Regions from separate parts of the Homo sapiens genome. Here region 1 is linked to region 2. Evidence: chromatin contacts called from ENCODE Hi-C or POLR2A ChIA-PET data. All regions are on one chromosome and are shown on one strand. Each heading gives the region's core, a stretch centred on a gene start or an enhancer-like site at or near the end of the contact. The rest is flanking DNA. Distances are from core to core; before and after follow the strand shown.

Evidence for each region. Hi-C counts contacts between places; a loop is a spot of excess contacts on that map. ChIA-PET counts read pairs that join two places held with the same protein, here RNA polymerase II (POLR2A). Pooled maps may share reads with other maps.
Region 1: a loop to region 2 is called in a map of Right ventricle myocardium inferior, with 5 times the contacts of the local background. The contact joins the enhancer-like site here to the promoter of SLC7A11-AS1 in region 2. A Hi-C loop is called at or near these places in 1 of 168 maps with a recorded cell type or tissue (Right ventricle myocardium inferior) and 2 of 50 pooled maps. POLR2A ChIA-PET finds 5 or more read pairs at or near these places in 1 of 52 experiments (activated T-cell).

Annotation. Positions count from the first base shown.
Region 1 is chr4:138,399,574-138,402,918 of GRCh38, reverse strand. The region is part of intron 2 of LINC00499 (long intergenic non-protein coding RNA 499); the gene reads right to left. Among named protein-coding and RNA genes, the nearest start is that of LINC00498, 89 kb to the right of the region's middle. Within about 2 kb of position 1,363, at least 2 of the 41 ENCODE cell types and tissues checked have a DNase peak (open chromatin) inside an H3K27ac peak, as active enhancers do.
Region 2 is chr4:138,087,745-138,091,120 of GRCh38, reverse strand. SLC7A11-AS1 (SLC7A11 antisense RNA 1) reads right to left here and starts at 2,107. Exons shown (of 7, transcript NR_038380.1): 1 at 1,815-2,107; 2 at 141-287. LINC00616 (long intergenic non-protein coding RNA 616) reads left to right here. Exons shown (of 11, transcript NR_037866.1): 7 at 82-178.

The DNA.
Region 1 (3,345 bases), core at 114-2,613, 310 kb before region 2:
TACAAGTCAACTGAAACAAGTTTTAATATTCATTTCTGTGATTTAAAACTCTTTCTTCATAACCCTTTAAATGTATGAAAAAGTGGGATTTTGTGGATTCTAAGGTAACATAATATTAGTAGAGAATGATTTTACTGTTTTTACCTTTGGGTTCTTGTATGATATGGTTTGGTTCTGTGTCCCCACCCAAATCTCATCTCGAATTGTAAAACCTGGATGTTGAGGGAGCGACCTGGTGGGAGGTGGTTGGATCATGGCAGCAGTTTCCCCTATACTGTTCTCATGCTAGTCAGGGAGTTCTCATGAGATCTGTTGTTTGATAGATGTCTAGCAGTTTCCCTTGTGTGCTCTCTCTCTCTCTCTCTCTCTCTCTCTCTCTCTCTCTCTCCTGCCACCTTGTGAAGAAGGTTCTTGCTTCCCCTTCACCTTCTGCCATGATTGTAAGTTTCCTGAGGCTTCCCCAGCCATGCAGAACTGTGAGTCAATTAAACCTCTTTTCCTTATAAATTACAGAGTCAAGTAGTATCTTTATGGCAGTGTGAGAGCAGACTAATACACCATATATATGTATTAATCTCAATGCTTTATTGTAAAAGTGAGTGTTAAGATTGTTTATAGGTGCTTTGCTCCTTCCCACATTTGGTGACAAGGCCCCTCACTGGTATCATGGCAGGCTCTGTACTAAGCAAGATATTAAGATGAAAATTTCATATTGATAATTAGAATGAAAAACATAAGCAATTGTTTGCCAAGTGAGTTACATCTGAGATTGCTCTCCTTAAATTTTTTTTAAATTCAATCTTGGTTTCTAATGAACAACCCTATAGAATTAGTAAATTATTTAAATAAGATTTAAGTAGACTTAAATACATTGCTGTTACTTGAAGAAAAAACAGTCTACTCAAGAATAACTTAATTTTTTCAAAGATAATATTTAAGATGGAGGAGTTATAAAGGAACATATATCTTTGATGTGACTTTAATACTCAAGAGTTGGCTGTTTAAAATCAAGATGAAAATACAGCTGTATTAATTTGGCTCCTTAGTAGCCTCCATCACTCTGCTTAGCACTTCCAGAGGTCTGTTTTCTTTCTTGTTTTCTCAGGTTGATGAACCCATTGTGACAAATGTTAGGGGGTTATTTAAATCCTTTAAAATGCTTCTCTGCAAAATGTGGTTCTTCTTCAGATCCTTAGCTACTGGTAAAAGTGTTTACATCTGGCCAAAACGTTGCCTCTGGGAATCCAGAGGGGTGAAAAGATGAAATGGCCAAGGGCAGCATCCTCATGCATTACATTATCACCTGTCACTATGTCTTAACGTTCTCTGTAAGAACAAGATGGCCCTCCCCACTCAGGCCAAGACCTTGAGCACTGGCCAGATGCCAAGCAGCTTGTTTGACCTCATTAAAATTGAGCGATCATGTAAATGTTTGGGTCTGAGGCCAAATCTCTTAGAGCTGTTTAAAATTTCTGAGGATATTATCATAAGACATTTGATTTGTGATCTTTTCTTAGTATTTTCTAGCTGGGCACTCTGAATGGAAATAGGCCAAGAGGGAATTAGATCTGGAAATTACTATTAAAAGCAAAACACGTACTAGAAAAAACACAGCCAATACATGGCTACTTATCTCACTCTTTTTTTCTCTAAAAACAATTCATGTTGTAAAAACTTAGCAAATATAATACTTAAAAATTATAGTTAAATGAAACTTGTGAACTACAAAAATATGGCGTTAGCTGGCCAGACAAGCAAGTGGTGTTTATTTTCAGGGAGTAGGGATTTGGGGTCCTGACAGCATCTATTTGATACTACGCTAACACAGAGTCATGACCTCTGCTTCCATGCCTATTCTGCTGAAGGTCAAAAAAGTGAATTTAGATTATATAGAAAGTGCAGTACAGGAGAACAGTGCAATTTCTCATGGCTTCATCAAGATCACGTGGGATTGGTAACTGCTTAGATTTTCTGAAGGCTGAAGATTTTCTTGAATATAAATCAAACTCCCATCTATGAAGGATAAATTTTTTACTTCCAGTTTAATTATTTACTGCCAAAGGACATGCTTCTGCTATTGCTTTGGTTCCCGTGAACTTCCCTGCACAGTGGTTCCGTCAAGTTGGTGCAAATGCCTCCACTAATTGGTGTCCTGCCCTGTTGTCCTCATGCTGAGTTCAGCATGAAGTCGGTCTCTCTCAAAGAACAGCCTTAGGGTGATGAAAGCTATGCAACACTACACAGCACAGACGTGCCATGCCTGAATGTGTTTGTTCAATCAGCATGGACACTTTTCAAACAAAATAAAACAGGTGACCAAATATGATTGTTATTTTTAACTTTCATAGAAATGATATTTGTGCTTTTGCAGATACCTATTGGCCATCAGTGACTCCAGTACTGTCTCCTAAAACTATCATCAGCCACAGTGGTAGCCAAAACACTGAGAAGGAATCCTCAGTCTTCACTGCCTACTGACTTCTTATGTTTATGGCAAGGTCCTTTTCAGTAATTTCATTTTATATCTGCACCTCTGTCTCCTTGTCTATAATATTATGACTTGGGACTATAAAATGACAAATGTTCTTTCTATATCTAAAAGCATAGGGTTATGTGACATAACTGGGTTACAGGATGGAAGAGAGAACTTAAGAAATAAGTTGAAAATATTGCTACATTGATTAGTGGAGATTTTATTACCATGAATTGACTTTTTTAAGTCATTGTCTTTCATAAAGAATTAAAGTGGGAATAGAAGAATAAGAATAGCAGCTTTCACCTTACCTTAACAAAATCATAACACCTCACATTTACACAATAACTCCTAACCTTTTTCTAAGTATATTACAAATTGTGAAGCACCATTACATACATGATGTGAGTTGAACTTCACAACCACCTGGTCTAGTGGGTGAATAGACCAGCTATTGTCCGGCATCTCAGAAAGGTCAAGTCAGAGAGATCAAGTGGCTAGTGGTAAGCTTGCATGAGTCCATTTCTTTTGTTACTAACACAATGACTGTTCCATGGTATGACCCTACCTTTATGCTTTATTTACTGCTAATAACCCTTCTAATACTTTTTCTGACTTAGAAAAAAATAGAACCTTGCTATATATAAGATGTGCATTTTCTTTTAGCTTCCTGAAACCATGTTTGGTTGGCTTTTCAGTGTATTTGACTTCTAGTTATATTTTAAAAATCAGATTGTAAAGTTGTTGTGGAAGCTATTTTGCTTTTACTTTGTTTTCAAAGATATGTGGAAAATGTTAACTTCTTAGAGATATAAGGGGAAAAATCCTACATGCCTATTATTATATTGGGTGACAATCTTAGAAAAGAATCT
Region 2 (3,376 bases), core at 858-3,357:
TACTTCACGCTCACACTAATTTTTCTTTGTGTGCTTTTTAATACTTAGCAAACTCTATTTTATCTTAAATTCTTCATCTAGGAATCTGCCCACCACTCAAGCCTGGGAAAGCTGGCAGAGGATGCACGTGTTTTACTCACCTGAGTGTTTACAATGCTCGTGAGGTGCCTCCCTGATAGTAAGTGCTGCTCTTTCTTAACATTCTTTTTTCCTTTAAAATTTGTTTCAATCCATGAGGTAAAAAATAATGACGATATAGATAGACGAACAGTTCATGTTGTTTTTCCCTGCAGTCAAATAGACAAAAATTTCAACACAAACTTTTATTCCTGGTATTTGGCTTAAAAGTAAACGTCAGCTACGTCAAGAAGCTAATGGTGTTCTCTGCATATCTCACCAGTTACTGATTCTTCTACTTAATATAAAAATGCATTTCCAAAATCTTACCACTGGGGGGCAGCATCGTGCAAAGCTAGCCTTTAGTTTTTCCTTCCTGTGTCCAGTATAGAGTGCTCCTAATATCTATCACAGACTGGTGCTGTGCCATTAATGGAAGAAGAGCGAGCGTGCGTGCGTGCGTCCGTCCGTCCGTCTGTCTGTCTATCGGTCTATTTTCCCTTTGCCAAATTCTTTCCTCTTCCTTTTTTTCCCAGTTCTTTGTGAGTTAAAACTTCTGTTTTTGAAACTTCCAGGAGCTTAATTAATAAACATGAAAACCAAGTTGAAGCTGGCACAAAGCCCTTTTTTGCTCAACCACTTGGGCATGCTAGGGTAACTGTAGTTATTTACATTTGGCATCCAACTGACTCAAAGAGCAACACTGCTTTTTTCTTTCCCCCCTATGAGTACCGAAGCTATTAAATTAAACAGGTTAATGTGGCTACAGCATTTCGCCCCCTACTATCCCCCAGCTATAGTAAATCTGCCACCTGTTTATTTCCATAAAAATTCAATTACAGCACCACGAGTTATTCTTCTTATGTGAGCAATTAACTTTAGGCAGTTTCAGGCCACAGAGAAAGGCCAGGCTGGCCTGCTCCTTTCTTCTTCGCTCCCTTTAGCCGCAGGTCGTTCTTTCGCTAAGTGACTGTGCTCCTTCACACCAGTGAAAAAATGAAAAAGGAAAGAATAGACTAGACTGCTGGGCACTGTCACGCCAATGAAAAAGCAAAAAGCGAAAAACCGCAAACAATCTTCTGCCTCCCTATGCCCAAGCCTTAGAGGCCCGGGGAAGTTAGCAGCAAGCAGGCAGCCAGGACCACAGGGGCACACCGGTGTTGTTCAATAGCACACCAAAATGAAGAAGAAATTACTTGCAATGTGTTCATTTTCTTTCTTCTTTATATTTGTAAAAAATGTGACCAAGAAGGGAAAGGCTGGTAAAATGCCACAGCGTTCTGGCTAAAGCAACAACGCAATTGTGAAGAGAGAAAACTGCATTCATCCACATGTCCCAGCAAGAGCTATCACCAAAGGCATTGTGAAGCAGTTGAGCAGTTACATCTGCTCTCCTTTAACAGGAATGAGTCTTTAGTACCCGGTTGCAAATGTTGACTTTTACCTTTTCTTTAAATGTCTGCTACTCTTTGTCATATTTCTTCTCCTTCTCTCCAAATTCTACCAATAAAAGTAAAAATTACTGAATCGTACATCTAGTGATTTTCTGCATGACCTAATTGTCGAACAGGTATTGAGGTACTTGCTTTCCATCGATCCCTGTAATGCCATTGACACTGACTTATATTTCTAGTAAATGTATAAACATGGTTTTAAGAGTGGGTTAGACTCTGAAATAATCTTTGAGTAAATCTTACCCCAGGTTCAGGTTAAAACAAATACTTCTTCGTAAGTAGGTTGGTACCAGTTCCTATTGAGAGGTGACAGCTTGCTGGCAGCCCTCGCTGGCTCTGGGCGCCTCCTCGGCCTTGGCGCCCACTCTGGCCGCGCTTGAGGAACCCTTCAGCTCACCGCTGCACTGTGGGAGCCCCTTTCTGGGCTGGCCAAGGCCAGAGCCGGCTCCCTCAGCTTGCGGGGAGGTGAGGAGGGAGAGGAGCGGCGGCAACGGCGCGGCGGGAACCGAGGATGCGCGCGGCGCTTGCCAGACAGAATGAGTTCCGGGTGGGCGTGGGCTCCGCGCGGGCGGGAACCGGGGCTGCGCGCGTTGCTTGCCGGGCTGCGCGCGGTGCTTGCGGGGCTGCGCCCGGCGCTTGCAGGCCAGCACGAGTTCTAGGTGGGCGTGGGCTCGGCGGGCCTCGCACTCGGAGCAGCCGGCCGGCCAGCCCGCAAGCACCGGGCAGTGAGGGGCTTAGCAACTGGGCCAGCAGCTGCTGTGCTCTATTTCTCGCAGGGCCTTAGCTGCCTCCCTGCAGGGCAGGGCTCGGGACCTGCAGCCCACCATGCCTGAGTCTCCTCCCTGCTCTCCTCTCCCCGCTCCCCCGCCGTGGGTTCCTGCGCGGCCTGAGCCTCCCCAACGAGCGCCGCCCCCTGCTCCCGGCGCCCGGTCCTAACGACCACCCAAGGACTGAGGAGTGGGGGCAAACGGCGCGGGACTGGCAGGCAGCTCCACCTGCGGCCGGTGCGAGATCCACTGGGTGAAGCCAGCTGGGCTCCTGAATCTGGTGGGGACTTGGAGAACTTTTATGTCTAGCTAAGGGATTGTGAATGCACCACTCGGCACTCTGTATCTAGCTCAAGGTTTGTAAATGCACCAATCAGCACTCTGTGTCTAGCTCAGGGTTTGTAAATACACCAGTGGACACTCTGTATCTAGCTAATCTAGTGGGGACGTGGATAACCTTTGTGTCTAGCTCAGGGATTATAAATGCACCAATCAGCACCCTGTCAAAACGGACCAATCAGCTCTCTGTAAAACAGACCAATTGGCTCTCTGCAAAATGGACCAATCAGCAGGATGAATAAAAGCAGGCTGCCCCAGCCAGCAATGGCAACTGTACAGGGTCCCCTTCCACACTGTGGAAACTTTGTTCTTTCGCTCTTTGCAATAAATCTTGCTACTGCTCACTCTTTGGGTCTACACTGCCTTTATGAGCTGTAATACTCACCGTGAAGGTCTGCAGCTTCACTCCTGAAGCCAGCCAGACCACGAACCCACCGGGGAGTAACGAACAAGTCGAGAGTGTGCCTTAAGAGCTGTGACACTCACCGCAAAGGTCTGCAGCTTCACTCCTGAGCCAGCGAGCCCATGAACCCACCAGAAGGAAGAAACTCCGAACACATCCGAACATCAGAAGGAACAAACTCAGGACACACCGCCCTTAGGAACTTTTAACACTCACTGTGAGGGTCCGCAGCTTCATTCTTGAAGCCGGTGAGACCAAGAACCCACCAGTTCCGGACACACTATCGAAGTGTAGTT